2 separate regions of the Mus musculus genome follow, and region 1 is linked to region 2. The links are chromatin loops, found by intact Hi-C in ENCODE. Cell type or tissue: left cerebral cortex. All regions are shown on one strand. Each heading gives the region's core, and the rest is flanking DNA. Links, peaks and the distances in the headings are about the cores only.

Region 1 (16,397 bases), core at 2,673-10,672, 220 kb after region 2:
AAGCAAGGAAACGGAGTTTGTACCTCAGTGAAGAATGAATCACGGGAAGTACTTCGGAAACCTTGGGGTGTTAGTGAAGGATAAAGGTTTTTGGGTTTGCTGTGAATTAAACCCAAGGGTCTGCCTCGCTCAAGCCTTTGTTCAGGACTCTGCCTCTGAGCAGTGTCTCTGGGCTTTAAATGTGTTAGGTTGGCTTACACAGGCCCGACTGTGAACTGATTCTTACCGATCACAACTCTCTCTCCTCTCCTGGTACGAGAGGGTACCCTGCGAGGGAAAAAAAAATGCCTTGCTTTTAGACAGAGAAATGGAAGGCAGAAATCTCTTCTGTATCTGTTGACTCTTAAGAATTCGTAGGAAGCATAGTCGTGTGGCATAGCCTGGTCTGTTTAAGGTAAATAAGCTCCAGTTGCCCACTGACCCCAGAAGGAGAGTCGTATAGAGCATGCGTGGATCCCCACACCCACAGGCTGGAACCACATGTCCAGAGTCCAGCCTGGATCTGTTGAACCACATAAACCCGTGCCCCCGCCCCCCCGTCCCCGCCCCAGGTGCCTGGCTTTGAGCCTAGACATCTTGCTGTTGTTTCTTCTTCAGAATTGCTGTAGCAATGGCTGATTCATCTGTGAGGTGCAGGAAGTGTGTGTCTTGATTTGCACTGGTACTGTGGGAACCAGAGATATATATTCAGAGTCTCAGATTTCGACACTCCAGGAATGCAATTGCGGTCACCTTTACACAGAAGGCTGATTTACCATGGTTTCTCCACATCAGAGGAAAACGCCATCCCAGCAGAGGGTCCTGAAGTGCTGACTGAAACTCGGCCAGATGACCCTTCTGAGTTTGGTTCAGCTCCCTTGAAAGGCTGGTTGTGGGTGAAAGTGCAGTAGAGTTACCATGACTGACCAGAAGAGGAGTTGAGTTTCGTCATGTGGGACAACACATCTGTCACACACTGGTAGAAAGTTATACACTGAGCCAGATGCAGTACTGTAGTAAAGGCTTTGAAAAAGGGCACAAGGACAAAAATGTTCTCTGTCTCCTTTGTGCTCAGGAGTGAATCACAAAGTCTGCTCAGGCCCCAGGAAGTCATTTGACCTTGAGAAGCTTCTAGATCCTCTGAAAGCAACAACACACTCACCCTGTCTCCTTCAGCCCTTAGGGCCTATGGCTGGGTCTGGGCTCCAGATCCCCGGTGCCCACCACCTCCACCATTGGAGGCTTGTGCTTGGGATCAAAGAGCTGGACCAGGAAGTGACCTAGATGCTGGCCCCTGGGTTGTGTGATGGGAAGGATGGGGTGGTCCTCAGATCTGTCAGGCCACTTGAGAGTATCTGAACCCTAGTCATCAACAGAGGTCAAAATATTTTCTCACAGGACACTGGAGTCTCCATGCTGGTCCAAGTCTGTGTGTTGTGGGGTATAACGGAGCCTCCTAATGCCCCAGAGTGTCACCAGGATCCTTGCTTACAGGTGTAACAAAGCAATTTGAGGGAAGGTGGACTTAATTTCATCTTACAGTACGAGAGGACACGGTTCACCAAGGAAGGGGAGGCTGCAGGAGCTTGGGACCGCTGGCCAGATGGCATCTGCAGAGAGAGAGAGACACGGATGTAGGAGTTCAACTCACTTTCTCCTATTTCACTTGATCCAGAATCCCAGCCCATGGGATGGGGTGGCTTGCCTTTAGGGTGGATCTTCTCACCTCAAGGAAGCTAATCTAAAACTCTTTCAGAGATATGCAGAGGGTTTTCTTCTAGGTGAAGAAGATCGTGCCGGCTTGACAGTGTCAACCACACTCAGTGATACCGAAAGCAACAGCTTGGTGGGAGGGAGCATCCAAGCAAGACTGGCATCTCTGACTCTGGGAGGAGTCATGAAGCATTTGGAATGGGTTTCAGAAGTGATACTAGTACTGCCAGGCTTGAAGATAGCTTGAGTCCAAAGAGCTAGATAGAACCCAAGTGGCCTGGATGGGCCCCTGGGTTGTGGGACGGGTAGGATGGGGCAGTGTCCACTGCAGGATGACTCAGCCCTCTTCTGGTGCTGAAATTCTTATAAGGCTTCCCAGAATCTCTTTAGACATCCCCTAAGTTCTACCATGTGCAATTTTTCTTACACCGGTGACTCTTTATATTCATTTGCAAAGACGGCAATCTCAAACCATCACGGGCTGGGTGGCTTGAGCAACAGAGATTTATAGTTCCGTGGAGCTGGGAACTCATCAAGGTGGGGCACACTCCTCCACTTCCTTGATCTGTTTCCCTTGAGGGTGGGAGTCGTGCACCTTGAGTTCTCCTGTGGAGCCATGCAGAGGGTAGCCTCGGGCACGGGCTTCACGTGCCCCCCCCCCCCCCCCACTTTACAAGCACGATGACTCATCATGCACAGATAGGCTTGCGTGTGTCCCATGACAGGGGTGGAGAGCTCTCTCTCTCTCTCTCTCTCTCTCTTCTTTCTTTCTTTCTTTCTTTCTCTCTCTCTCTTTCTCTCTTTCTTTCTCTCTCTCTCTTTCTCTCTCTCTCTTTCTCTCCTCTCTCTTCCTTCCTTTCTCTCTCTGTGTATGTATGTTAGAGAGAGGGAGAGACAGGGAGGGACAGAAAGAGAGAGGGAGGGAGGGAGGGGAGAGAGAGACAGAGAGAGAGAGAGAGATTGATTGTGTTTGATTTCAGAAAAGGGCTGTTAAGCAGAACCAACTGGAGCCTTGAGGGGTGGCCGCACCCAGACCTCAGCATGCACCGACTGGCACCTTTCTCATCTAAGCTCTTCCACAAGACGTTCTGCCTGGCTGAGTGGCTCGGTCACCAGAGGTGATGTGGAATGTGAGCCCAGCTCTGGAAAAATCAATCCGATGCATCTTTGTGGAGTGAAGAGAAAGCATAAAATATGAGTTGTCTTGGCCGAGTCAGCTGGTTTCTTTATGCTGTTTCCTGGGAGAGGAGCTACGTGTGGGGCCTCTATGCCCCAGACCCGCCCCCGAAGCACAACCCTACTTTCTCTGTGACTCTTGGAATCTGTTTGCCACTCTGAGAGATGTCAGGAGGACCGCTTTCAGCTTCCTGAGCTGTGAAGGGGACAGCTAACCCTGGGTAATCACAAGTTCCTAGCTTCTATCTGCAGTTTCCAGAAGGCAAGTCCGGGCCTGTGGAGAGCCTGTCTGCTGGGCTCATGCATGACTGAGTTTCTGGGCCATTCTGACCAACTGGAATACCGTTGCCCTCCTGATCAATGTCCTCCCACTGCGCCCCCACACCCACCTTCTAATCTTTCTGCAGTACTGTGTGCATAGTCCCACCTCTAGGCCCATGGCCTGGTGGTAATTCGATCCCAGGGGACATCTCTTTCCATCTACCTTGTCAAAGTCCTGCCCACCTGCCAAGGCTCAACCCCACCTCTGTAGCAATTTTGCATTTAATGGCCACCCTCATCACTTTATACCGTGAAGCATCTGTTGTGCTGTCGTGGTAGTGGAGTTGAAACTTATTTATATGACGCTCAGATGTATATTGAAATCTCATTTCTCTTATCTACAATCAAGTTTTCCTTCTGAGTGTGCACTCCCTGGATGTCAATAATGGCGGGCAGTTGCATAGGTTGGAACACTATTTTGTTCAATGTAATAAACTAACAGGTTCCTTTGGAAAATCACTCTCAGAATGTGTCCCTATACCTCCATCTCCCATTCCTCTGGAGGCTGGTGTAATGCTGGAGCCTGGTGGCAATGTAATAAAGGGATACTGTCCAGCCACTACAGCAACCTGTCATGGCAGCCCTGACTGTCAGGCAATGCAATAGCTTGCTCGGGCCCGTTCTCATCAGATTCCTCTCATTGATGGTCCTGCTTCCAGCTTCATTGGTGCTTAGAGATTCCTATGGATACAGCTGCTTCTACAGTGCAGATAGCTAACACCTGTATCCCAACACCCCCCTCTCCTTACCCCATGTGCATCTCTCTCCAGGGCACATGCAGATGCCTGGATACGTTCAAACTGTGCAGAAGAACATAGGACATCTCAGAGAAGATACGTATGGTAGTTTGGATGAAAACATGTTCTCCACAGGCTCATATATTTTAAAGACTTAGTCCCCAGCTGGTGATGTTGTTTGGGAGAGTTGTGGAACCTTTCGAAGGCAGTGGCTTACTGGAGGAAGTATGTCACTCATGGTGGGTTTCGAGAGTTTAAGTATGTCACGCAGGGTGGGTTTCGAGAGTTAATAGCCTTGACCTACTTCCAATTTGTTCTCTGTGTATGACTGGAGAGGTGATCTCTCAGCTTCCTGCTCCTGCTACCTGGCACTATGCCCACCCTGCTGTTGTGTCCAAATAGCAATAGCCACAGTGTGGTTCACAGACTCGGGTAATTGAATGCTTGGTCTCCAGTTGGTGGCGCTGTTTGGTGTTGTGGTATAGCATTGCTGAAGGAGGTTATGTCGCTGGGCCAAGCCTTGGGAATTCAAAGCCTCATCTCATTTCCAGCTCACTCTCTCTGGTTCAAGTTTATATTGAAGATGTCTTCTCCCAGCCTCCGTACCTATCACTTACTGTCTTAACTTTCTTCCGTGATGCAGATTCTTATCCCCTGAAACTGTAAGCCAAAATTAACTCTTTCTTCCCTGAGTTGCTCTTGATCATGGTGTTCTTTCACAGAAACAGAAAAGTAACCAATGAAGACAAGACTGGGAAACTGCTCCTACGTCCATGAGCAACGGGACATGGGATATCCTTGCAAGTGTGTGTGACCCACTGGATAGTGCAGCTGTGAGCTGTCAGCAGTCACAGGGAATGGTGCCAGCACATAGGGAATGGGTGTGCTTGCTCTCGACAGAGGTCTGAGGCAGAGCCTAGTGCCTTGTAGAGCTTTTTGTATTTCTTGCCCCAACAGCACGACAGACCTGTACTCAGAGCACTTTCTTGTGGGCTACACACACACACACACACACACACACAGAGAGAGAGACAGAGAGAGAGAGAGAGACAGAGACAGAGAGAGAGACAGAGAGAGAGACAGAGACAGAGACAAACACACAAAATCTCACTTAAGCCTTGTGAGATGCCCAAGAAGTAGATTTTAAAAAAAATTTAAATCCTCATTTCATAGCGCAAGAGTATGAAGCCCAAGGAGGGCTAATCCCAGCATTACTGAGTAAGTTGCAGGACCAGGATTATTAGACCCCGAAGTCTGGCTCGTTTACAAATGGCTGAGATAATTTTTGCTCAAATGAGAACAGTACACATGGGAGAGAGGGGGCAAACTGAAAGGTTAATCTAGAATTCAAGGAAACACTCATTTCAGCCCTGACAGAGTGTGAGGCTGGGCAAACATCACAGATGCAGGCTTCGAATTCTTGGAAGGGAGCTTCCTGCCACCTTCTCTTCCACAGTTGTCAATGGTTAGCAGGACAATCGCTTTCCTGTAGGGTGTTGGTTTGTGTGTTGGGGGTGGGGAGGCTCCTAAGGAGAACACTCTGACCTTAGCACTTTGAATAACGACCACAGTGACAATGAACAAGAAAAGAAGCCACTTCCTGGTAGTCAACTGTAGAAAAATAATTTTATTTACTACTGTAAATAAAGTAGTGCAAAGATAGTTTGAACCCACAGTATTGCGTTACTGATTTATTTACTACTGTAGCAGCATACAGTGCACAGACACTCTGTTCTTTTTTTGTCCTCTTACACACACTCTCTCTCACACACACACACCTATACAGACACAGGCAGGCATAAGGGGTGGTGATGAACCTATGAACTAACAGCTTGTTTTTTGTCTGCGTATTCCATTGCTGCCAGTCTATTCTAATGGTGACTCATGGGGAAGCAGACTACACTTAAACGGTAAAGATTTCCTAGATGTTATTGCATGTGTTATGATGGAAACATAAACGATACCCAATAATGTCATCAAATGATTTGGAAGCACTATGACCTCTAGAAAAATCCACAGGGGGAAAAAATGTAAACCAATGTACAATGTTATCGCCTTCCCTGTGTGTGGAGTGTTTGTCTCAAGGCTCCTTCTAGCTGCTGGATTTGGGACTCAGAGAGCAACCAGCTGGGCTTTTGCGGAGCAGGATGCGGTGGCAAACAGAGGTACTGAAGCATCGTCAGTCAGCCTTGGAGATAAGTTCCTATTCTCTGGTAAAAGGGGATGAAGACAGACTAAAACTTTTAAAAATGACTCTATATGGACGCTCCACATATGGACTGCGGTTCCCAGAACAGTCACCAGGAAGGAAAGTCCAAAGCCTCAGCTCGCCTCCCCCGATTCCCCTGTTTTCCGGGTAACCCTTGAATCTGTTGGATAACTACAGTCTGCTCTGCCTATGTTCTTGTTTAAACATAAACAAAAAGACACCAAGTGCAAAGTTGGCATCCAGTTCACAAGACTTTTAAGGTATTTATCAGTGTAACGCCTGGCACCAGCCTTCCCAAACCAGCTGCTAAAAGGACCGTCTCTCAGCTGGAGAGACCAGGGGCGCACAGTTCACCCACGAGGCTCAGGGCCGTTAGCCATCATGGGTGGGTCGTGGTCGGAGGCATCTGCAGCCGGAGGCACAGCTGGACTTGGGGTGGATGAGGTGGGGTCTGCCGAGACCCAGGCTGGTGCTGGAGAGGAGCCACTGGCTGCGGAGACATAAAAACAGAGTTGAACATTTGAAAGAAGCCCCTGTGGAACACCAAGCCCCACCCAGTAAGCAGGAGGAGGTGCTCCTTGGCTGGTGGCCCAAAGTCTAGGTAAATAGACAACCTTGGACCATTATCTAGGTTCTTTGGACTTTTGTGTTCCCTTCTATAAAATACCAGGTTGGAATAGCTCTGTAAAGATCCCTGATGGTTCTCATGTCCTACAGTTCTAAGCCACTGCGTGTCTTCCAGGATTTCCAGGCAAATGGTTGCTGTGATCACTTTGATAAGTTTTGTGAGCTATGATCCTATTCCCTCCCCCTGACCCATGATGTCAATATAATACAACCATGAGTAGTGTCAAACAGTCAGAGGAGGGCTAGTTTTATTTACATTCTTATCCCATTTGGATTGTGTGTCAAATTCAGCCCAAGTTATTTTATTTAAATAATTGTACAAAACAACTGAAAAAAAATACAATTGCTGTATTTCCACAAAATTGTTAGGTTTTCAATATATCTTTAAAAGAGAGGATAATGGCCCTGATTTTAGAGGATCGTTTATCAAGTTTTTGTCAGCAGCAATTTTCTTTTCTTTTTCACTTGTATTTTATATGTATGAGTGCTTTGCCAGTGTGCACTTTTTTTTTTTTCTTTTTTTGTTCTGCTTGAGTGCCTGGTGCCTACAGGGACCAGTAGAGGGCACTGAATTCCCTGAAACTAGCTACACATGGTTATGAGCAGCCCTGGGGGGTTTTGGGAACTTAACCCAGGTCTTCTGCAAGAGCAGCTAGTGCTCTTAAAAACTAAGGCATCTCTCCACCTCCCACTCCCCCCATGTCAGTAATTTTCAAAGGGTAGTGGTGTTTCCTTCCCAAGGACAGAGCCACTGTCTGGAGACATTTCCACTTGTCACACCTGCCCAGTGGGGATGGGATGATGACATCTACCGAGTGGAAACCAAGGATCATGTTAAGCCTCCAGCAGGACTCATGACAGCCCCACAGCAGTGAGTGACCAGCTCTGAAGGCCACCCATGCTGGAGGTGGCAAAACCTGCTTAATGAATTTAAACTTAGAAGTGCTGCAAGTGACGGTGGGCTCTGGCCTTTAACAGCAGTGTCACTTGGGTGAGGTATCACATGCTCCCACCTCCAAGAGATGGAGAAAATGGGAGGCTCTGTGGCACGGAAGCAGTCCACGGCTTAAGTGAGAGAATGCACTGAGAGCAGTGCTTGGCAGGTGAGGTATGCGGGAAGTGTTACTGGGGAAACGTCCTAAGATTTGTTCATCTCAGGTACATGGCACTGGGGACTGATAAAAGAGCTAAAGCATTTGTTTGCTGGATGCCTGCAGCCCCCTGTTTGAGGCTCCAGGATAACAACAACATGAGCTTCAAAGCCAGGAAAGACTAAGAATTGGCCAGTACTGATGTTTTCTCAGCTGGGTAATCTTGAGCCAGCTTTCAGCTATAAGATGGGGGTAGCAGCATCCAGAGCTGTGTGATGAGTAGTGAACTCAGTGGCCAAAGTCTGTGGAGGTGCAGCTAGTTTACCTGTAAGCGGTGATCTTAATTAAACGCAGTAGTGTTTTAGCCCTACTGACTTTGTAAAGAGTGTGGGGGGGAGGGGGTGTCATTTTTATCTTATGTATCATTTTTTTTGCACTTAATTATTTAGAATGTCTATGTATAAGTGTGTGCATGCACCAGATACACATGTGGAGGTCAGAGGTCAGGCTGGAGGAGCCAGTTCTCTTTCTTCCAACACACGGGTCCAGGGGATCGAATGCACGTTTTCAGGAGTGGCAGCAAGCATCTTTAGCTGCTGAGCCATCTTGATGGCTCGTTGGAGCCACCTTTAAAGGCCAATCTGAAATGTGTGTACCATAGAAAGATGCCATCTTGTGCTGCCAGTCCAACACTTCAACAGCTCTGTCTGTATATGGCCTCCCCCCCCAGGGGGTCACTGTGAGAAATTGGGGCACCAGCTTTCTAGCAGGACTACTCTTTAGAGCTCCTTTCAGCACCTGCCGGAAATGTGGAACCAAAGAGGAGAGGAGAGGCCAGGTGTGCTGGGTTGGTGGAACATTACTAGGGCTATTAAAAGCTCAGAGGCAGGTGACCAAGTGAGGAGGTTCAAAGACCACTGGGCCACAGTCGGGAGGCCCAGCCTGGGTGTGTCTTCTTCACCTGCTGTTATCTACCCCGGGGCTAGATACTGACTTGTGGATAATTCCTTGCACACATCTTAGAATCCCTGGTTCCTCTGTTTTCTCTCCTGGGAATAGAAGGGCTTGGGGCAGCTGGTGTCTGGACCCCCTTTTGCCATGAGATTTGCCTTTCCGGTGACCTCTGTGGAAGTTAATACAACACCAAGGCACGGACTTTCAAGCTTAGGGAATGCCTAAGTCACCATGGTAACAAGATAAATCAGCAACTGGTTTTCTGATTAAAACAAAAAGTGCCAATGTGTAAATGTAGAAAGAATGCCTAATTAGCACTGCCACCACTTAATGCCTCTGGACAGGGACAACAAGGAGTTACCGCTGTTTCCACAGCAAGTTTGTTACTATCTGTGTGAGGGTTCTCTTCCTTCTGCGGGGGCTGCAATCACTGCATGAGCGCCACCCCCCCCACACCGCATGTCCTAATTTTAAAGTGGCCCCTTTGTCTCTGCTCACCTGGAATGCATGCTAATTTTATTATTGGGCTAGAATCAAGGTAACCAGGAATATTGTCGTGCTGCTTAAAAAATTACGGAGTAATTCCAGAGCCAAAGAGAAGTGATTTGTGGGTTACTGGCTGGCTGGGGGATCATTTTCTGTACATTAGTGAGCATAATCAGGAACTGGCACACACAGGACCTGGGGGCCAATGGCAGTCGCTGCTTGTTTTTGTATGGCTCACTTTTAAATGGAAGAATAAATAAATAAAAACAAGAATAAGATTTTGTGATGTGTGTGAAAGCATTTGAAATTCAAATGTGTCCACAGTACAATTTTATTAGAAGCCCAGCCAAGATGGGCGTTTCAGATTTCCAGGGGCAGAGTAGAAAAGTCAAAGCAATTGTTAACTAATTCCTTAGAACAGTGTGTTGCTGGGGTGTAGCTCGGACGGTAGAGCACTTGCCTAACATGCCCGAAGCCCTTGATTCCATCTTTAGCACTAAGCTGGACTAGAGATGTTGGGCTATAAACCCCAGCCTTTGGGAAGGAGAGACAGGAAGATCAGAGGTCAGGCAGGCTCTACTACAGGGGTAGCTTGAGGCGAGCGGGGGACTATATGAGACTTTGCCGACCCCTCTTACATTTGGCTGCCGGCTGCCAGTTGATAAGATGCAGCCTGTAACAAAAACATACGAGAGCGTATACTGAAATGGCAGGCCACTGGTAAGAATGAGGGACACAGAGGTGGCCCTGGACACCTCACACCATGTGTGAGTTAGTCCTCAGCAGTCCAGGACAGGTACGAGAGGGCATCAAAAGCTGGGGAACAGGAGTGGTGGGAAAGACTCCTTGTGCAAAATCTCTGACTTCAAGACTATATCGGCTTGCTCCATGAGCACTCTGCTTTTAGCAGAAAGCTCATTAGCTAGAAACATAGGGGATAGGAACAGAGCAGAGAAAGGTTGAATTAGTCTCACTTAGACAAGTTTACATTCTGTTTAAAAACAAACAAACAAACAAACAAACAAAAAAAAAAAACCTAGGCTAACCCCAGCTTGAAAGGATGAGTCCATGTGGGGCATACCTGGGCGGTGTGAGGACAGACAGACTGGCCTGGGCTAGACTACGGAGTCATCTGTCATCCCTGGGAGCTGGAAGCTCTACAGACCACGTTTTATGTGGTGTATTCTTTAGACATCAAGTTTAGAGTCATGTTGCAGATGGAAGGTGGTTTTTTTTGTTTGTTTGTTTGTTTTGTTTTTTTTTGTTTTTTTTGTTTTGTTTTGTTTTTTGGTCTGAAATGAACGAGACCAGGCAGGATTCAGAGTTCAGACTTAGGGCTTAGGTTAGACTATGCATAATGAAGTATCTTATGGCCTCAAGTCAAAATGTGAAATTCATTACTTCATATATACTCCTTATGTGCATAGATTGAAAGGTAATTTCATGTGATATTTTTAGTGCCCCTGCATTTTGACGGCAACCTGTTACGTGAAGTCAGGTGTGGAATTTTTGTCCTGTGGCTTTGTGCCAGCACTCCAGTTTCTGGGTTTAAGAACTCAGGATTTAGGGGCTTTCTGATTCTGTGTTTTCAAATTTCAATTTTTCAAAAGGAGGACTCTTTCTTTGAAATGACACTTCTGTTTTCTCTTCCTACTGTTTTTTTTTTTCCTCCTCTTCAGGCAGGCAGCCAGGCTCCAGGCTTCTTTTGTTTGAAGGATGTTTGCAGCACACACAGGTGAACATTGGCTCTGGACTTACTTTACTTTGGGATATTTGGGGTTTCAAAATGGCTGCTGCTCCATTAAGGTAATTAGGCTTGGTGTTTTTGGTGTGCAGGGGGAGGCAGTGCTTTTTGAAACACTCTCAAGCAGTGAAATAAAGCTTTTTCTGGAGTCTGGGGCAGGGGCGGGGCGGCTGAACCTGAAACTGGAAAGCATCAAGGAAAATGCTAATGGTTCTGTGGACGAGTGAAGAACCCCGGGGCAGAGTCCCAGAAGCTGTGTAGGCCTGGAGCAATGGGATTTCTGCTCTCAGACCTGTGGCAATCAAGTAACTCCAGGGACATTCTTACTGTGAGAAGCATGAGTCTCCTAAAAGCTGTAGCTGCCACGGGGAAGCAATAAACCAGTTTCCTGAATGGCCGTAAGTAACGTACAGTACTTGTCCCCTGTCTTCTTACTTGTGATGGATTGGGAACACATGTGTTTAAATGCTTCTAAAGTGAAAAAGTCCCACAGCATAGCAAAAGCATGCTAGGTTTTGCTTAACTCTTAACAGAGGCAAATCAGTCTCCTTAAGTATGATCGCCTCCTTGTGGCAGAATTCTCTAATTGCAGGCAAAATGCCCCACAGGACAGGATGGACTCTGACAGCTACCAGCTTATATACACCAAGTCATCTCATTTGGTTCTCTCAGCTGCAGAAAGAAGTAGGCAAAATATTCTTCCATTTTATAGAACAAACAGAGGCCCAAGACAGCTTTTCCTTTGTTCCGCATTGTTCTACAAGTAGCAGCAGGGTCAGAATCTTAGCAGCTTCCTTCCCCACAGCTGGTGGGGCTAACACCAGTCCTGTACCACTGAACACAAGACCATTTCATGTGGCAAAGGCTGTGGCAATTGACTCAACATCAGAGCATCATACAAACTTGGGAGAAAAATGAGGCTGGCTGGAGCTGAACACACAAGAGATACGAACAACTTGCTGATAAACCATTAAAATGTAAAATCAAAAAACATTAAAAACAAACAAACTTCAAACTCCTGAAATGAATAGGAGTCCAAATTTCTAGTGACATTCCTCACCATATGCTGTTTTGGGGAGGCTCCCAGCTTTCAAGCCCGTGCCTTCTTTACTGACTATTAACCAGCACCCAGAGGGAATTAACATGGTTGGTTGTTTCACTCCCTCATCTGCCATAAGTACCAGCCATCCACACCTCCAATTCCTGTGGTGTAATGAGGGAACTGCGGACTCCATCAGCTCCCCAAGGAAATGCCAGCAGCTAAAGTTTTGGCCCCTAGGAAGCCCACTCTTCTATGCCCTGTCACCTGCCCATCACCTCTTCAGTCACCTGCTCTCCTGCGTGGACCAATCTTACTTCAAAACGGCTGGCATGTTTCCACTCTGAACCAGGACCTTTAGACATCAGTGAAAGGAATGAAGAAGATGCTTCAGCTCTCTGCATGAATTCACACAGGGCTGGTGGGGCCGCCGTGGGCAGGCACAGTTTGGAAGCCTGTGAGCCCCTCCTTTTTACTCTTTCTAGTCTTGGTCCAAGCATGTTTTACAGAACGGTAGTGTGGCACGACCCAGAGGCTTGCTGCAAATGTCTAATCTAGGCTCACGCCATCAGAATCCTCATGGGGTCTGATTCTTGCATGCCCAGTAAAGCTAAGACGCAGTAGGCTAGAACTTAGACATAGAAACATTATTTTGTAATAAGTTATGTTATTTTAATTATCCATTATAGTGCTTTTAAGGCAAATATGTGTGTGGGCAGGTTGATTATAAATTTTATTTCAAGATTCTAAAACCAATTAGGAAAGATTCCTACTGTAAAAGGGGTAATTAGCTTGAGATAGTCTATAACATCTTAAAGTATTGAGGTTTTGAAAGCACGTTTTCAGTTTGCATCCTACATCCCTCTTGGCCTCACTTCCTTAGTCAAACAGGGCATTTCACCTCTCTGGCCTCAGTTTCCTCGTCTGTAACATGCTACACAGAGAATTAAGTTCTTCTTAAAGATCTCATCCCAACTAAATCTTCTGTGGCTGTCAAGAGGAAAGGGGGGATACACTGGAAAAGGCAAATGAAAAAGTTTGGACAGTGAGGGAAAGCGAGTGACCCAATGGCCCAAACAGACGGGACAGGGAAATATATGTGATATATGAAGGAGCAGGAGGGACAAGGAGACGAGAATACAGAGGGCTGACAATGAAGCCCTGAAGCCGGTGTCTGATACAGAGGCTCCCACCCGCCCATGAATTTTCATGGCCACCAGCTGGTGTACAACCATCAAGGCAATTTCCAGCAACCTTAACAGAACTGCATTCATAATAGTCACAACAGCTTTTCCACAGAGGAAAAAAATGACAAAGATAATTTGAAATGGAAAACACTGACAAGATGCAAAATAAATGTGTTCTACCTGGCAACAAATTCAGCCTCGAGACAGAGTGTGCCCTAGGGAGATATACGCAGGTGCAGAGGACAAGGCCTCCAGCTCGGCAGGGCTGTGGACCACAGCCCACACCCCCCCCTCCGGGAAAATGAGAGGAAGACTCTGCATTCGCCTGAGAGAGAGAGGCCATCCCGCTCCTCTCACTTTTGATTATCTGTTACACAAATAACAGCTATGGGCACACTCCATTGCCCGCCTGCCCCACCCCTAATTACCCATTTGTAAGTGTTTCTGTTGGTCTTTGTGATCTATTTCCTTTTCTTGTTGCCATTGGTGGAAAATCTGTCACATCCCTCCAAGAGACCTTTGTGGGTTTGAGCCCCTGCTAAGTGTGAGATACTAATGTGAAGGTAGAATTGGGACCCTCCTTTAACCCTAGAAAGACAAATAAAATAGCTAACATTCATTGAGAGGGCTTTGTGTGTCACGTAGGTAAAACAGCTCCCATTTAACCACAGTCACCATTGGGATAAGCATCTTATGTGCATTTTTTTTAATTGTCCCCCTCATTTTACATCCTTTAGAAATTATGTTAGACTGTCTTTTTGATTCACCAGAAACTGGGAGATCAGAAAGGTTGAGTAACTTGTACTAAGTCACACAGCTACTGAGTAGCTAAGTCTGGAGTCTAAGGCCAATCAGAAGTGATGAGAGTACTCACTCCATTTCTGCTAGCTTGAAAACAGAACCTTGTGTAGCAAGCACCAAAGTGGACTCTCCAAGTCCTGGCTAGCTAGACACACTTCTGCATTATGAATATTAGTGTATTCTTTCATACTTTTGACTGCATGACTGGGAATACTTTATACAGTAGCCGGGTTTAAAATGAGGTTTTCAAGCATATATGGGGGGGGGGGGGGAGGAAAGGGAACACTTTAGTTTGTTTTCTTTTAAGCTCAAAAGATAAACCAATTAAACACCACCTTTTTTTTTTTTAAAAGTTTGAGATTTGTAATCGTCTGAGGCTCCCTGATAGTTGGGGACTGTGAGACACTGTAAGGACTCCTTTGTACCACGCACGGACATGCTTAAGAAATGAAGCATGACCAAGATTATGAGAGGGCGTGGCTCTTGATGGGAGAGAAAAAGAAGCCCCTTTCTCCTTCCCCCCTGCTGTGGCTTTAAAGGAAGCTTTACCTGAGATATACTGGAGATAAAGCACCATCCAGGCGATCACCACGGAAAGCAGGAAGGTTCCCAGGAAGTAGATCTGCAGACATTGGGAGCGAGTGTAAGATGACAGTGGGAGAGCAGAACCTTGGGCCAGGCAGGGGCTGGTGGGGGCAGGATACTCACCAGGGCAGAGTGCAGAACGGCACCCCAGAGAAGCCGAAGATGAAGGTAAAGCCAGGCCAAGGAGCAGGGGCTAAGGGACTCCTCATTACTGAGACTCCAGCACCTGCAAACAAAGCCCAGGGTAACTGCGGTGTCCCTGGCTTTGGTGGCACCAGTCATGATCCGTCCCTCATACTCACATGTATTTGCTTTTGCATACTCAAACTCCCTCAAGATGGTGACAGAGCATGAAGCTAAGTAATTCTAAGCACTTTAGGCCCAATTTGGTGGTTGGAGATCCTAGCAGAAACTTCTGGAAAGGTTATACTTCATTCCTAAGAAAGACCCTGAACACAGGATGTACTGAAACACTATTTCTGAGCGTCTATCCAAAGTCCATGTGTAGGAGGGCCCCCTTATTTTCTAGAAAAGCTAATTAGGTGAGTGGGTTGGGGTTTTGTTTTTGTTTTTGTTTTTAATTTGGTCCACTCTTATGGAATGTCTTGGTCAGCACTTGAACTTCAGATCTAGAACATTCTATGACAAACCTGAAACTCAATGGAACGAGAAGAGCACCTGGGCTTAGCTGAAGGTTCTCTAACAGATACAATTCTGGCAATATTTTCTACCATTGGACATCATAAAATCAGGGTGATGCTAGCTTGAATTAAGGTCAAAGTGTCACCCACTTGTCCCCCCCCCCGAAATTGCATCGATTCAGAGTGGCTCAGAGCTCACCTTTCGTAGAGCTCCTGGAGTATGGAGGTGTTACTGGAATGGAGTGAAGGGTCGATTTCCAAGAACTCCAGGATGTGGTGTGGGATGACAGCACCTTCCTCTATCAGTGCGGCGAGGTTGAAAAATCCCTAAAAAACAAAACAAAACAAAACAAAACAAAACAAAACAAAACAAAACAAAACAAATGAGAAAAGCCAAGCTCAGTAACTGCTGGGATATAAAACCCAGTACATGCCCTTCACTACAATGTAAACTTTTACAACTTCTAATTTTTTTCTCACAGCCCCTAGAGCCAGATGGTTTTGTCATGTTCATTGATAGATTGTTCCCCTAAATATATGCATCTGAAAAACTTATTTTCAGGAGAGTGGGGAGATTTTCAAAGAACATTATAGCCCATCTGCTCAAACACCAGGAAAGCGAGCCACCTTTCCCTTTTCTAGATCCCACACAGAACTTGGGAAAGTGAGTCCTTGCATCATCAACGAAGCCATAATGCTGATGAAGACCACGGCTTAAGGACCCTGCCTTTGATAACCATCAGCCAACTGGACACCTGATAAGATTAAACAATATATGAGCACATATTTGAGATGTTCTAAGTATGTACAGAAACCCTCCCATGATTCCTTGTCAGACAAATCTCAGATATGGGAAAATTTTCTACCTCGTTCTTCTATATTTTGTTCCCAACTCTCAGAGCGGGACCTATCCTTTGGACTATGTAGTGCTAATAAAAGAATATCATTCAAGAGCCAGATGGTAAAGATGTGTCTAGAGCATGGGTACTGTTAAACTATCAGAAAGACATAACCCCTTCAACATGAGGGTATGTGGCCAGACCAGGATGCCTCCCAAAAGTAAAATGGCCTTTCCTACTAGAGATCCACAAAGAAAAGCTGGTGTTG
Region 2 (16,397 bases), core at 5,305-13,304:
ACTGCCGCATCATACAAACAGCTTCTCTTACATTTAAACACGTGTTGCCCTACTGTCTTAGGGTTTCTATTGCTGGGATAAAACAACATGACTGAAAATAACGTGGGAGAGAAAAGGGCTTATTTCTGGGAACAGTGCCACATTCCATTACAGCCCTCCGTGAAGTCAGGGCAGGAATCGTGAGGCAGGAACTGAAGCAGAAACCATGGAGGAGTGCTGCTTACTCGGTTGCTTCTCCTGACTTGCTCAGTTTGCTTCCTTATACCAGTCAGGAGCACAAGTCCAGGGGTGCCACCCGCACAGAGGGCTAGACTTCTCCATATCATTAGTCGAGAAAATGCCCTGTTAGGTTTACCTACAGCTAATCCGAGGGAGACATTTTCTCAGTTGAAGTTATTCCCAGGTGCCTTAGTTTGAGTTTCTATTGCTGTGAGGAGACACCATGACCATAGCAACTATTTCAGAACATTTAATTGGGGCTGGCTTACAGTTTCAGAGGTTTATTTAGTCCGTTATCATCACGGGAGAAGAATGGTGGTGTGCAGGCAGACAGGGTGCTGGAGAAGGAGCTGAGAGTTCTACATGGTGACAATCCTTAGGCAGCAGGAGGCAGTGACACACTTCCTCCAATAAAGCCACGCCCACGACAGCAAGGCCACACCTCCTAATAGTGCCACTCCCTGTGAGCCTATGGGGGACATTTCCTTTCAAACCATCACACTAGGTAAGCTGACTTGGGTTAAATTGACAAAAAAGCAAAACAAACAAACAAAACAAAACTAGCCAGGATACCTACTTTTTTTTTATTTTTAATTTCATTGCTTTTGTTCTTCTTTCTGAAATACTTGTCAGCTTTTTCCCCACTTTACTGATGGGCATCGGGTTGATTCCAGATTGGGGCTATTAGGAATAAAACAGCCATGGTATTCATGGTAGATGTAGTTGGTTAACATCCAGGGCCATTTCTGTTGGGTACCTAGGAGTGGATCACAAAGCAGACATCAATAGTGTTTTAAAAAAAGAGATTGCACCAAGTCATACTCTGCAGGGAGTGTTTACAAAACCGAAGGGAGGAACTTTGGGGCCAGCACTATATGAAAGTATGGTACTCAAAGATACTCAGGTTTGGGGTCACTGGGACGTTACAATAGGGTGTTCATAGCTGAGAAATTCCTCCATATGTCATCTGTCTCCCAGAAGGTTGCTTGTCTCTCCAGTGTGTTTAGGAATATAAAATACACATTAGGGACTGGGTCCCAGCCTGGTTCACAAAGAGGCACCCTAACTCCAACCTCCAGTTCTGGAACATCCTAACTTTACAATATCACGTAAGTCACAAACTATAGCACTACTGAACTTATGTGATTCAGGCCCTCAAAGCCCGTGTCATACAGCTGGCCAGAGGCAGTGTGACTTCTCCACTTACACGGTTACTTGTGTGCCTCTCCACCCACGTTACATTTATCTATACTTTAGATGAATAGATAACACCTCTCTTTCAGTGGCTGCAACAGTGTAAATGGGAAAACTTGTGGCTCGGAGTGAGGATATCAAAGTTTAAGTCCCAGTTAAACATCTAACTACCGTGTTGTCTGGGCTCAGTTACTTTATCGCTGAGATTCTGTGCTTGACGCTTGGTGGATCTGTCTTACAAGGTTAGGCTCATGATGCAGAGCCAAACAGCAAATTTGAGATTACTGAACACTCGATTATGTTAAAATCAGATTTGATACATCTGGTCATCAGAACCGAAGAGTAGGCTGAGTATTAGAGGCTGGGGGGGGGGGGGGGGCGGACGGACGGACGGGGGGGGGGGCGAAGGGGGGGCGGGGCAACAGCAGCCCTTGTGCCTAACAAAGGGGCCAGTGCAGAAATCCATCTGACCGCTAGAGGTCGACATTAGTTCATCTGCATAAACGACTCTAGCCCGTGCAGCCTGCCCCTCATGATGCTTGCCGATGGCACTTAACATTTGCAAGCCCGACATTACTTCTCCTTTCTCCTTTTACTTCTATTACTTAAACAAACAAACAAACAAACAAATACCCCATCTTTTAACACCATCATTATTATTTATCTTGATTTTTGGTAACTGTTAGTCTTATTTCATTTGCCGTCTTGCATTAGTAAGAAAAAGTGTTTAAAATAAAAGCATTGATAGGGCCCTGGTTCAATCCCAGTACTGCTAAATAGGTAGGTAAAAGCATGAATAAATAAATAACAATTAACAAAGAGAATTCTCCACAATTTGAAGCCTGTGTTTTCTTTCCAAACTTTCCAAACGCTGAAACTCCCCAAAACTCCAGCTCTGAGACCAGCAGCAAGCAATGTCACTGTCACACCTGTGTTTTCAGAAGGGAAAAAGTGAAGAAACAGGGAGGGCCCACTGCAGGAAGAATCTGTTTATGTTCGTGTTCATGATAAGGTCAATACATGAATAATAAATGAACCCCTCCAAAGGCTGAGTATCCAACAAATTCATTATACTGATAATTTAAGTAAACTGGGAAGTGCTGGTGTAGAAGCCCAGGTCCTGACCTCTCTTCAGACTCTTACCTGACCGTCTTACAATTCTGGGCTCACAGTGTGGGCACTTCACTTACAAGCAAGATATGTTTGCCCTACAAGCCTGATGCCTGAGTTTGGGTCTCTGGAATCCATGGAGGAAGGAGAGAATCCATTCCCCAGAGTTACTATCTGATTCACGTGCATGACCCAGGACATCTGCATTCACATAGACACACAAACACACAGATACACAGACACACTACTACCACCACCGCCACCACCACCACCACTACTACTACTACTACTACTACTACTACTACTACTACATGAAACTCACAGTTCAACCACACCCTCTAACTCTGATAGGCGACCCCAATCATCATTCAAAACTCACAATACACTCCAAAGCCTGAGAGGGTCTGGACTTAGGACTCCCTAATGATTCCTTTTCTCATCTTAATAGCAGAGTGCTCAGGGGGCCTGCCAACCCCAGAGTGACCCGCTGCCTATCCTTCCTCCTTCTGCCCATACGCCCCGCTTTCTGCTCTTTCTGTATTCCATTCCAGCCATGGGTCAGCCTGGTCTCTGCGTCTGCCTCTGCCTCTGCCCCAGTTATGCCCTCTTCCAGGGACCCTCTCCCCTACACTGCTGCCTTCGTGCCCTCTTTTCCCTTAACTCTTGGGCTCAGTTGGAACCCTTCTTTAAAACTGAGGTTCCTTCTTCAGACATATCTTGCTTGTAAGTGAAGTGCCCATACTGTGAGCCCAGAATTGTAAGACAGTCAGCTAAGAGTCTGAAGAGAGGTCAGGACCTGGGCTTCTACACCAGCACTCCCTGCCATCCTCACTTCACACAGCCTTTCTAGTCAAGGCACCTCTGTGTGCAATGATACTTGGACTGAGTTCAGGTCTCTCTGTGTGCAATGATTGGTACTTTGATTCGAGTTCAGGTCTCTCTGTGCAATGATACTTGGAATCTGAGTGCAGGTCTCTCTGTGTGCAATGATACTTGGAATCTGAGTTCAGGTCTCTCTGTGAGAACAACAGTTCTTATTATTTTCTTCACTGATGTATTCCAAACGCCTGCTGCACAATGCTCACTGGGTAAAACCCAGTAATGACTGGGGACACAGTGCAGCAGTAAAGCTCCTTAAAGAAAACAAGCAAACAAACAAACAACAAAACTTCTTTTAGATTTCTTTATTTTATTTTATATGTATGAGCGTTTTTGGCTGCATGTGTGTTTGCAGGTACATGTGCATGTGTGTGTGCCTGTGGAGGTCAGAGGTCACCCTAGGTGAGGCAGGGTCTCTCACTGGGGTCACAGGTCCTGCTATGCTGCCTGGGTAATGAACTACAGAGACCTGCCTGCCTCTGCCTTCCCAGTGGGCACTAGTCAGTGAAGTCAAGTCTTCGAGCTTACACAGCTGACTCCTTCTCAGCTGAGCTAGCTTCCCACCCCTGCTTATATGAGTAACCCAGAAGCCGTCTGCTTAGCAATTGCTATTCCCCGTGTGCTTTCTCACTGGACGTGGACCTGGACTCCCAGGCCAGCTTCCCACTGTTGCTGCCTGCAGCTCCTGCCCCAGAGAACTGCAGCTTCATGCTCTCCATAGCAGGAAGTTCTTGCCAGTATGGTCCACTGCCTTGGCTGCTCTTGGCTTGGGCTGAGCAGTGCCAGGGTGTGTGTGTGTGTTTTACTTCCAGTGTCCTTTAATGCCTTCTACTTCCACAATCTCTATGTTGTGTGTCCTCTAAGCCTTCAGCAGGGCTATAGAAGGCTCTGGACTCTGAAAGTTAGCTGGCAATTGCCATTTAAGTGTGATGGGAAGAACCTGGGCCCTCCTCGAGAGCAGCAAGTGCTCTCAACCACTGAACCATCTCTCCATCCCTGAATTTAGATGATTTGTGGGGCTGCATTGACTTTCTGGAGTTTGGAGGGCTTTAGTGCAGAAACACTAATCTGCTTGATTGCAGCATCTCCCGCAGGTCCCTCGTGGGGTCCAGAGACAATCACCAGCACAGCATGAGATGTCTAGAATAAGAGAATTGGGGTACCTGTGAGACAACGCTCCTGCAGTCAGACTTGGCTTCCAGGACCACATCCTAGGCTGTGTGATTGCGGTGAGCCCATCACCTCCTAGATCAGCCTCTGTCTCTTCTTCTGTGAAATGGCAGCAATGACATTGCTCTCCCAGTACTGGGACAGGGTCCATCCCTTGCTCTCTCACCATCTGTATCTCCTATCACCTCCTCACATACTTTTTTTCAGACCGTGTCTCTCTCACATGCCTCTTTAGTCCCCTTATTATGTTTAGGGGTCAGACTGCTCCAATGACCTCTCCTGGTCTCCTCTGTCACAGGGCTCCTCTCTCCCACTCTCACTCTGATTCTGTCTGACACAGACCCTCTCTGTATTATGGGATGGAGTTATTTGTCCCCCTGGGTATAAGCCCTAGGAAGCCGTACTTTTTCTCCTGGGAGCAGCCCCACTGGTGGGCAGTGCAGAGCCCAGACGGTGGTGGCCTTGCAGATGGGGAATAGAGTCAGGTGCTGAAGGGCAGCGAGACGGGGCAGACTATTTGTCTTCGCTCCAGCTTCATGTCTAGTCTTCCCTGAATCCCACATCAGTTCTCTTAGTGTTAGAAGAGGCTGGGAGGCAGAGGTGAGCTGTGTGTGTGGAAGACTCTGATGGAGAAAAACAAGGGCTGGTTTTGGTTTCTCTTGAGATTCCAAGGCTAAACTGATTGTATATTTTTATTAAGTGTCTTTTAAAGTAAATTTTGGGCAGTCACTTCAGGTGCACTACTGTTGGCCCTCCAGACACTCCAGGAACCCCGTGAGTAGCCCTGATGGGAGGTAGGAGTGGACAGTGTCCCCAGCTTTCTGGCTTAGGCTTGGTGACAGTTCCTGGGAAAGCTTTGATTCTGGATAAGTGTCCTCAGGCTTCCTGGTACCTGTTATTGAGGACAGTCACCTGGTGAGAAAAACAATGTTGCCCTGGTCCTTCTGTAGCACTTGAAACCTCTCCAGGAAGTCAGGAGGAGAATGTCAAGGGCTCTTGACTTCGGATCAGATGATCAGAGAAGAAAGGAAGGAGCTCAGAGCAACCATGGGGTGGGCACTGCAGGGTGCCAGGCCAGTGAACTCACTGCCTGGGGTGTCTCACTGAGCTGCTAAAGCAGGGCTAGAGGGCTAGAAGCCCGGCCATGGGCAAATGAGCTTAGGTAGTTAAATAAAAGGCGATTGAAGACAGTAAGCCCTAGGGTCTCAGAATAAAGTTCATGAAATATCAGAGACCTTAAAATTTTATGTGTGATTTCAACTATGGGAGGAGTAGAGCAAGCGTCAGCATGAATGACGACACTGCAGGGATAAGGGTTTGAATGGGGGCTGTGCCTTCTAATGTAACTAATGACAGGGATGGCTCAGTGGGTAAAGGCACTTGCAGCCCAGCCTGATGACCTGAGTTCAACTCTAGGACCCACATGGTAGAAGGAGAGAACCTATTCCCAGAGGCTGCCATCTGATTTCCATGTGCATGTGCCATAGAATGCGTGTGCACATGCAAATACCTATACATATATCCAAAAGAAGACAAGATCTTAGACGCGACTGAAGTCCCCTTGGTAACCTTTCTCAGTCCTTTCTTTCATCCGTCTCTCTGGACATGCTAATCCCCAGGCACGTGCTTACACTGTGACTATATGCATTGTCTCCATATCATGTATAAGATCATGTATTTTTTTTTTATGTGTCTGTGTCGTGGTTAAAGCACAGAGTAAGAGAACCGGAAGTGGGCGGGGCTATGAGCTCCCAAAGCCCGCCTACTGTGACGTACATCTTCCAGCAAGGATCACCTTTTAAAGATTCTCTAACCTTCCCAAACAGCACGACTAGCCAGAGAGCAAGTGTTCTAATACGTAAACCTATGGGGACATTTCTCACTCATGCTACCTTTACACACTTATGTTAGGATACATACTTGTCCACTGTTATGTCACTACACCCATCTAGCCTTCTGAAGCTTACCTGTGTGTGTCATTCAGTATCTGCTTTGAGAGCCTTACTCAAAGTGACACAGAGGACAGTTACAGTCCCTCTGAACCTGCCCTCTGCAGGGTCCTCCAGTGACCTTACACATTACAAGCTTCTGGCCCAGACTTCTGCCTGTGACCATGTGGACCATTGCAAGTTTGGGGCACCGTGAATAAATACTTCAATTAACATTTCCTTATGCCCATCTCTTGTGTGCTTGTGAGAGTTTCACTAGAGTATTGGTCAAACTGTCATGCCTTAACCAAATAAACAGATAAGCAGGCCAGGAGGGCACTGTATGGTGAATCTTCGCTGTCAACTTGACCAGATTTAGAATCACCCAGGAGACCAGAGGTGCGTCTCTGCAGGTCTTAAAGGGGGTTAACTGAAGGTGAATGGCAAGATTCTGTGGTCTGGAGATCCAGACAGAATAACGGGGGTGGGGGTGGGGGTGGAGCGAGAGAGCGCGCAGAATGGCACGCCTCTGCCTCCTCGTTCCTGTGAGCAGGTCCACTGTGAGGGCCTTTCTCCTTACTCTCTGTGACTATGGGCTTTCCCCAGACTCTCCTGCCACAGGCAGTGCCACCATGCCTAGAACTAAGGCTCTGCAACCATGAACCCATTGTTCCTGCAGTGTGCTGTCACAATGATGACAAGGATGGAGTCTCGTGCCCATAAGCCTGCTGACAGAACTACCCCCACAGGATTGCACTAGGACACTAAAATTGCCCAAAGGGCACTGTAGACCGTGCAGGAAACACTTGTGTGGGTACGCCGCCCTTCTTTTCCTCCTTCCATCCTTACTCCCTCTACTCCCAACCCCACATCCCTGCTAGATCCTTTCCCAGATTCATGTTTTGCTTTGGTTTTGTGACTCATTTAGTTTTATCAGGGGCTTCGGTGCAAGCACTGGATTGGAGCTACCCACTGGAGCCTTGGGTGTGTGTGTGTGTCACCAGTGGATATACAACTGAAGATAGTGACTCACCCTCCCTCCTGCCCCCTGAATTATAGCAAATAGTCCAGCAGTGAGGAGCCACGTCCCTGGATCACGTCCTTCATCTACTGTCTGCCTGTTTGACAGGCTCTCTTCCGGGGCAGATTCTTATGAATCTATAAGAGCTCTTATGTTAAAAAAATTAACATACACTTTTTCTCAGTTTGCCTTTAAAAAAGATCCCCTTGCTTCAGCTACATTCATCACTCAATACCACAGTACACGGATCTCCACGGACTGTCCATCCCTGAGTAAATCCAATACAACGAAGAAGGGAGGTGTCCCTCTGTTACATTGATTTCAGAGTGGAATTGTCAGACCAAGGAAGCTACAAAAATGCAGCCTCATGGTTTACTGCCCAGTCGTTCTCCACAGTGAACAGCACCCAGTTAAACTCTCCCAGCAGGGCTAACAGTGCCTGTCACGTTGCGTCTCTTTTAGTGCTTCCAAATACTTTATGTGCTAAAGGAAAAGTGTTGTTAGCCTACAGTCTAAGGACTTAACTGTGGACAAGGCACTTCAACATCACCTGCCTGAGTCTCCACTCACTCTTCTAAGCACTTTCTGAGCTTCTGCTTCTGCCGATGAGGAAACTGAGATGTGCTCAGGGTCCTAGAGAGGTGGGGAGGATGCTGTTGGACACAAGACTGTCCACCCACTACTGAGCCCTGCCCACCTCCCACCAACTCCTCTCTAGTCCCAATGTCTTATTTCTGCAGAGAAGGGCAGCACTGTGTGAGGCAGTGAGGGGTACAGAGCCTTGAGCACACAGGTCTGCTCCCTAGAAGGGCCTCCAGAGGTGCCTTCGGGAACATGGCATGTCCCCTCTACTGCTGCGTTGTTTCCAGAACCTCGACATGTGTCCTTGAGGGAGAGGAGACTTGAGGACAAGTATTTATACATTTATTTTTTATTTTATGTGTATAGGTGTTTTGTGTGTGTGTGTGTGTGTGTGTGTGTGTGTGTGTGTGTGTGTGTATGTGTACTACATGAGTGTGGTACTCACAGAGGCCAGAAGAGGGCACCATAGAGCTAGAGTTCCAGATGGTTGTGAGCAGCCATGTGCATGCTGGGAATGGAACCCAAGTCTTCTAGAACAGCCAATGCTCTTAACAACTAAACCATCTCTCTAGCTGCAAGAAGGGTAATTTAGCTGCTCCAAGTTTCTGGTCATTGCTATACACTATTCTCAGTGCCAACTCTGTTTCATCTCATTTATTTCCTACTACTCTCTCCCCATCTTTCTGCCTAACAGGGAGTCTGTCTAACTCCTAGTCTCTCACACAGAACCAAGCAGATTAAATGACTTCTTTAAAGAGTACAGTTTATAGAGAGTATTCCCATACCCATTTTGCAGATGTAAGGAGGAAAGGTGGGGGGTCGTCACCCCTGTGTTCTTATTCCCACAGACACCCTTGGTCTTTTGCATTGGTTTCTCCTCTTCTTTCTACATCAAGAGAGATGTCAAGGAGATGGAGCCTCAGGGGACGGAGCTTCAGTTTATGTTTCGACTCAAGGCTCCTTCGAAGCTGCCAATCATCCTGTGTGAGCTACCGTTCACATCTGACATCAGAACATCACAGCAACTGATCCCACATGGCCCTCACCTATAGCATTTCCTGTTATGACGTTATTAATTTTGTTTACCTAGCTGAGGCAGTGCTGATCCGGCACCCTCACTGTAGACTGTACTCTGTAAAGGAGTCATCTAATCTGCCTGATTCCGCGTGAGAGACCAAGAGTTAGACAGACTCCCTGTTAGGCAGAAAGATGGGGAGAGAGTAGTAGGAAATAAAGATGGAGAAGTTCCCAAGACGTAATCCTTCCTCAGCCTCCTTACTTGACACAAAAAACCAGGCAGCTTTTGTATCCCACCAACAGGTCCCCTGCTGACGGACTGGCTCAGCAAGTTCAAGACTGGATCAGAACATAGGAACACAATAGTTGCTGACCAAGCAACCATCTTGTCTGTCTTCAAATTGACCAACTGTAAGGTGGGAGGGGAAAATTCTCCGGAGCTTTTAAAACCCCAGCCCTCAGGACGAGACTGGGCTTCTGGATTTTCGAGTCGTCCCCCTGGCGCCTCCACCACCCCCGCTCCGTTGGCTTCTCAGAGGGTCTTTTTCTCAGTCGTCACCTGTGCTTTCTCCCCCCTCAATAAATGCCTTTCTCCAGCCTCTGGGTCTTCAGTGCTTGAGGTTTCTCTTTTGCTACCTGTTGCGCCGCAGAATTTTCCTGTCTTTGAATTCTTTTTTTTGTTTGTTTGTTTTGTTTTGTTGTTGTTGTTTGTTTTTGTTTTTGTTTTTCCCTTGACAGGGTTTCTCTGTATAGCCCTAGCTGTCCTGGAACTCACTCTGTAGACCAGGCTGGCCTCGAACTCAGAAATCTGCCTGCCTCTGCCTCCCAAGTGCTAACTGGCAGAGAAATCGAACCGGAACAAGACTCCTAGACTGTATCACGTGGGTGTCCTCCAGAACGTTGGTGTGAATCAATGTGACCATGCTTCGTGGTAAACACTTGGAGAGAGACCGGAGAGAGAGCCACCCGGGTTACTAAGAACTGAGATGAATTTCCTGAGGAGCTGTGTACGGGGAGAAAGAGAGAGACTCCCTCTAGTGGTCATCTGTGGGAGCACCAACTGGGAACTCGGTTGAAACAGCAGTTAAGGGACTTAATCTTTCTCAGTCCAGAGAAGAGTTGCCCACGTTGGCTTCTCTACCTTCGTGGGACTGTGTATTCACATTCCACTGTGGATGTCTTGATGAATAAGTACCAAATTCTAGTCCATGCGTGCATCTGTCTGTCTGTCTGTCTGTCTGTCTCTTTTCCTCAAGAGTGCAGCTCTGGGAATTGAAGCCAGGACTTTACCCATGGTGGGCAAACTGCTCTACCACTGAATGTCATCTCTAACCAGCACTCAATATATATTTTAATACTGCCTATCCATCCCCCCTAAGTCTGTTATCAATATTGACCTGTGATTCGCCCAACAAGCCTATGAATGATGTTGGGGATAGAGAATAGAAGACACACATGGGGAAGGATGAGAGAAGGGGGCTTGGTCTTCGTAGCTTTGGATGAGCCACTATCCCTTCTGAGTGCAGACTTTCTCCTGTGACTGTTTTAAAGTCACCCATGCTCCTGTCCTTAATTCCCCACTCCTTGCTCTGTAAGTAATCCTAACCAGTCATTGGTTTACCCAGAGCGAACGTTAGTGGAATCACTTTGCGTTGTCATTGGGACCCTGGGAGGAGGAGGAGGAGGAGGAGGAGGAGGAGGACTAGGAGGAGGAGGAGGACTAGGACGAGGAGGAGGAGGAGGTGTTGTTGTCGTCCGTGTGTCCTCCATGGGAGGAACTTTAATAACAGAGGCACTTTGAGAAAACGTGACTTAGACTACCCTTCTCTGTGTACGCTTGTTTGTGTGTGCTCGCGCAAGCGCAAGACATGCGCATGCGTATAGAGCGGGTGGTCACTGCCTTTGTCCCTCAAGTGCCATCCACCTCATTTTCATGAGACAGGGTCTCTCATTGGCCGAGAACTCACCTAGTGAGCTAGGCTGGCTGGCCAGTGACCCTCCAGAATCTGCCTGTCTTCACCTCCCCAGCACTGAAATTACACATGCGCACTGCTACAACTTGGCTCTCTGGAACAGGTTCTGGAGGGATTCGAATTTGGCCCTCATGCTTGCAAGGCACATTTACTGACTGAGCCATCACCCCAGCCCTTTGCCCATGGTTTCTTGACTTTCTTTATAGAGAAGGCACCATAGATATCCCACCATTTAAGAAATCAATCTGGTCCCAGGAATGACTCGAATACAGTCATCTAAAGTGATTCTGATTTAGGGACCAGTTCTCCTGCCCACGGTGCTTCTGTGAGATGTAGCTGTGGGTCCAGCGCCAACCAGCCCCGGCCAGTGATGCAGCAGAACTGAGAGCTGAGATGACCAGGATGGCAGCCTGAAATATCCGTGTGGGACTGCAACACTCTACTCAACAGCACCCCACCTGCCTCCCTTGCCTGAGAAGTCCGGTTGCCCTGGTGATGGACAGCTGGGGAGTAGCATGCAAAGATACAGAGACAGGCTTGGAAATCTTCATGGAGGGCGGTTGCATCTCTAAGTCCACCTGGGTCAAGATGCTGACTCTGGAGGCAAGATGGATGCTCTGTGAACAGGACTGATCCTAAGGGTAAGCAGACAGACGGAGCCTGCACTTCATTACATTGTCCTGTTGGTAATTCACATGTAGGTGTGGGCCTGTAGCCGAAATGGCTGGCCACCCCAGGTTCTTTTCTATATGGATGTTTTGGTCTCAGACAGTGATCTGCCTGAGCTTGAACCATTCTGCTTTGCCTATAGAGAGGACAGGGAAGCTGGGCCTGGTGGAACAGGCCTGTATTCCCAGATACCTTAGAGGCTAAGGTGAGAGGGTGACAGCTTCAAAGCTTGCCTGGAGCTTGCTTGAAATTTCAGGACAGTTTAGGTAGTGTAGGAAAAAGGGGGGGGGTGTGAAGATGCAGCTTTAATGGTGGAGCACTTGCCTAGTATGTGGGAAGTCCTAGATTCATTCTTGGGTGGTTGGGTGGGTAGGGGAGAGAGACAGAGACAGAGACAGAGACAGACAGAGACAAACTGACTGAGAGGGACACAAAGAGAGACAGAGAAAGAGAGAGAGAAAGACACAGAGAGACAGACACAGACAGTGACCAGGACACAAACAAACAGAAAGAGAGTCAGAGAGAAATGGAGACAGAGAGACATAGAGAGAGAAACAAACAGAGACAGAGACAAACTGACCAAGAAGGACACAGAGACAGGGAGAGAGACAGAGAGAAATAGAGACAGAGAAAAAGAGAGAGATAAAGACACAGAGAGACAGACACAGGCAGTGACAGAGACACAGAAAAATGAGAGAGAGAGAGAGAGAGAGAGAGAGAGAGAGAGAGAGAGAAGACTTGACTTGCATGAGACAGTGTCTGTTTACAGCCTTCATCATTGCCCCTCACCCTGGAGACCAAGTTGGGAGAGCCATGGGCAGCCGGCCTTCTCTCCTCATCACCATTGTGTCCACTCCTAAGCTCGCTGTGTGGCTTTGGGAGGGAAGGTTTGGAAGAGCTGGAGGAAGCAGCCATGCTCAGGGCCAGCCCTCAGCCTCTGAGGCCTCCTTGTTGGCTTTGTGTCATTATTCTTTGTTTGTTTGTATGAGGCTGGATCTCTGTAGCCCAGGCTGGCCCCAGAACAGGAGACGGTCTCCTGATGAGCTTCCCAATTGTTGGGATTATAAGCATGAACCACCACGTATCATGGCCCGTCTAGGGCTCCTTAGGCTTCCATTGTGATTCAGCTTCTCAATTTAGAGGAAATACCTGTTTCAAAAACACGGGGGTGGGCTGGTCCCTGTGGCTATACTGGTTTACCTAGTCCTCGCAGGAGGAAACCTCAAGCAGGAAGCCACCACCACTGGGATTCCTTTACTGCACAACTCTGCCTCAGGCAGGAGACATGGCGAGATTCAAAGCTGGGTCTTCAGGAGAAAGCAGTCTCACAGAAGTCCTGTGCAGAAATAGCCACAGTGGCCAACATGGTCCCCCCTGAGCCACATGCGGGCTAGGTACAGGTCAGGACTGTCAGTTCTGTGTGGGAAGAGTCACTTGTGCATTGCTGTGTGGGTCACTGACTCGGTGAGCAGACACTGAGTGAGCAGACAGGCTAGAGAGGGCCAGTTCAGCAGTGAGCAGGCAGAGAGGACCCCTTTCCCTGGTGGTGACAATGTGATGTAACTGTCACGTTGATGGTTTTCCTTCACTCTGTATCCTCTGTCTTCTGGAGGAACTTGTAGATGGCAGGGAGTTCAGCTTTCTGTTTCCACAAGACTTGTGTACCTGGACTCCTCCGTTGTACATGTTCAGGAAATAGTGAAGGAATGAATTGTGTACATTCATTCTGGCATCTCCTCGGGCCAAGTGCTGGTAATATTATAGGTGAGAGAGTCTGGGCCCTAGCTCCAGGGCTCCTGGTCTGGCCAGGAGAGCCAGTAGAGTACACAGCTACTTCACAATCCTGTGCCCTCAGGATGATGTAAGCACAGAGGGGCTAGGCCATGATAATCCAGGAAGGCTGAGAATCCTGGAGGAGAAATTTTTTCTGAGCAGTGGATTGGTGTAGTGACATTTTGGGAATTCTGGAATTTTGACTCCTTTAAAAAACAGAGACAAATTATAAGGATGTGCTTTCATTTTAATCCCAAGTGTGGGCTGTGGGGCTGCTTTAGACACAGCAGCTGACTATGATTTGCCTCGTGCTCTAGCAGAAGCATGGTTTTGCCAGCTGCAGGTAATTTCTGCAATTGTGTGATGTTTGGAATTCCCTGAGGGGGTGGGTAGGTGGGGGTGGTTGATGATCTTTTAGGAAGGTTTGTTGTGGTTTGTTAGTACCCATGGTCAAAGAAGAAACAAACAGAAAGAAATTAGATTCTGGGATTCTCTCTCTCCCCTTCTCTCACTCTCTCTCTCTCTCTCTCTCTCTCTCTCTCTCTCTCTCTCTCTCTCTCTCTCTCTCTCTCTCTCATTTCCCCTCTATATCCTTGTTTCTCTCCTATCTAATGTTAGGTGGTAAAACAGTGGGGATAAAAGGTGGGAAAAAGAAGAAGCTACAAAGTAGCAAAGACGAGGTACAGGTTGGGGGTTGGAAAGGTTCAGAGACGGAGGAGAATACTAGCCTTTAGGGAGCCCAGTTACTGTGTGCTGGGAGGGGACGCTGAAAAGAAAGGAACATGGCTGACCTGTTAGGGGACCCAGGAAGGATGCCGCGCTGTTTCTACTGGCCTTTCCTTCCCTATTTCTCAAATTCAAGAGCATGTTTCCGTCTGTGTTAAATAGGCCACCGGGTCAGTCATGCCTGCAATTACATATTATAAACATACTTGAGAAAGATGGCGGCTGAGATGAATTGAGCACCACCCAATTGATGCCTCACAGTTCCTGTTAGCCATGGAATCCCAGCAAGTACAGTGAGTGATGAGTGTTGCTAATCTGCCCATTTTAGAAGCTGGAACACTGATGCTCAGGAAGGTTAGGTTACTCCTCCGATATCATAAAGTGATAGAGTCAGTTTCGGGGCAGAAGTCCATCCATTCCAGAACCTCGGTGTCCAATGAGTGAGGAGGACAGGTCTCATTCTTGCTTGTCCTGGCTCCTCTGAGAGGGTGCTTTGCCCTGGAGAATGTGCTGAGCAGCAACAAGTCTCATTTAAGCCCTGGGTCCAGGTCACCATCCTCAAACATGCCCACAATACTAGCTCTTCTCTTCAAAGTCAGGAGACAACCCCCTCCCACCCCAGGCTACCAGCCCTCTTTGCTCTCACAGAAAAGAAGACACTGTCCTTTGCTGATAAAACCAGGAACCTGGCCCTCTTCCGGCAGCCTGGGGAGGGGCTATCTTTCTCTTGCAGGTGTTTATGGGTTTTCTTTGGCAGGGCCAGAGAAAGGCTGCAAATATTTAGACAGTGAAAACCCCCAGCTGTAAGGTGGAGGCAGAGGGAAGGGCATTGGTAGATTAAACCCATATCCCATCCCAGTGCAGAACTGTGCAAACAGTACCAGTCGGTGTTTCTCGCCCACAGTTCTGGCAACTCTCTGGTCACTAGGCTGGAAAGTCCCAGCCTGCTCCTGGGGAAGAAGAGAGGGAGGTACTCTCAGGCACATGTCTGGCTGAGATGTTTCTTTGCAGGGAGTGTTGATGTTCTGTGTGCGTGGAGATGGAGGGAAGAGAGAACATCTACTTGGTAGCATCCTGTCTGTCATGTCTTCATGTTCCTGGAGAGGTCACGATTTAGGCCCAGTGAGATGGTTCATTGCTTCCAAGCCTGATACTCTCGGCCAGCAACGATCCCCAGAGCTCGACTGGTGGGAGGAGAGAACTCGTTCCTGTCAGCTGTTCTCTGACATTTACACACAAGCACTCAGTCACTCACACAAACACAAAGGGGGAAAAAAAAATGGAGGGAAATCAAGAATGTTGTGGTCTACTTGGGGATCAGTTGCTAGTTCGTCATGGTTAGTTTGAGAAAGAGAAAGGACCACTTGATGACACAGGAAAGCCCAGCCCTACCTCGTTGGCAATTACGTCACTCATTCATTCATACCATCTGTACTGGCTGGTTTTGTGTGTCAACTTGACACAAGCTGGAGTTATCACAGAGAAAGGAGCCTCCCTTGAGAAAATGCCTCCATGAGATCCAGGCTGAGCAAGGCAGAGGAAGCAAGGCAGTAAGCAGCATCCCTAAATGCCCTCTGCATCATTTCCTGCCTCCAGGTTCTTGCCCTGTGTGACTTCCAGTCCTGACTTCCTTTGGTGATGAACAGCAATGTGGAAGTGTAAGATGAATAAACCCTTTCCTCCCCAACTTGCTTCTTGGTCCTGATGTTTTGTGCAGGAATAGAAACCCTGACTAAGACAGTGTTGTCTGCTCAACAGATCTCCTGGCTTTGGGTGCAAAGCTGGGAATGAGAGCGTGAACACCACGAAGCAGAAAGGAGCTTTCTAGTATAACTTTCTCATGACTGCTGAGCTGCCTCCCGATGCTTCCCGTGGCACTCCTGGAACCCACGTCACTCATGTCCTCCCTTCCTTTTTGATCTCCTCACTCCAATGGTCTCTCAGTTTCCCTGAAATGTTCTTGGAATAAGGGGGCTGCTTCCCCTGCACCCCACCACCAGCTTAGAAGGAGACTCTTGAAAAAACAAAAACAAAAGCCAAAACCAAGTTAAACCAAACGGTAACAGCAAAAACAGGACCACAGCTCAGTGGTGGAGCCCTTGCCTGGTACTCATGAGGCACCGGTTGCCATGCTAA

What was found. Peaks named below come from ENCODE experiments on the same cell type or tissue, not always from the same donor. Only the 100,000 strongest peaks of a DNase experiment are listed, where the experiment ranks them.
Region 1: it touches region 2 in a loop (2.7-fold over the local background); 7 of 42 quality-filtered maps call a loop at or near these places.

The regions. Positions count from the first base shown.
Region 1 is chr5:53,101,550-53,117,946 of GRCm38, forward strand. It overlaps Sel1l3 (sel-1 suppressor of lin-12-like 3 (C. elegans)), which reads right to left. Exons shown (of 24, transcript NM_172710.3): 21 at 15,490-15,617; 22 at 14,773-14,875; 23 at 14,614-14,686; 24 at 5,534-6,625. The coding sequence ends at 6,486. Among named protein-coding and RNA genes, the nearest start is that of Gm17182, 60 kb to the left of the region's middle. In left cerebral cortex, for the core only: CTCF peaks have their summits at 4,389 (motif pointing right) and 7,312 (motif pointing right); DNase peaks (open chromatin) are centred at 4,326, 4,756 and 7,361.
Region 2 is chr5:52,877,144-52,893,540 of GRCm38, forward strand. It overlaps Gm30241 (a long non-coding RNA gene), which reads left to right and starts at 7,665. Exons shown (of 3, transcript XR_376955.4): 1 at 7,665-8,433; 2 at 8,952-9,087; 3 at 9,424-9,719. In left cerebral cortex, for the core only: a CTCF peak has its summit at 10,155 (motif pointing left); a DNase peak (open chromatin) is centred at 10,163.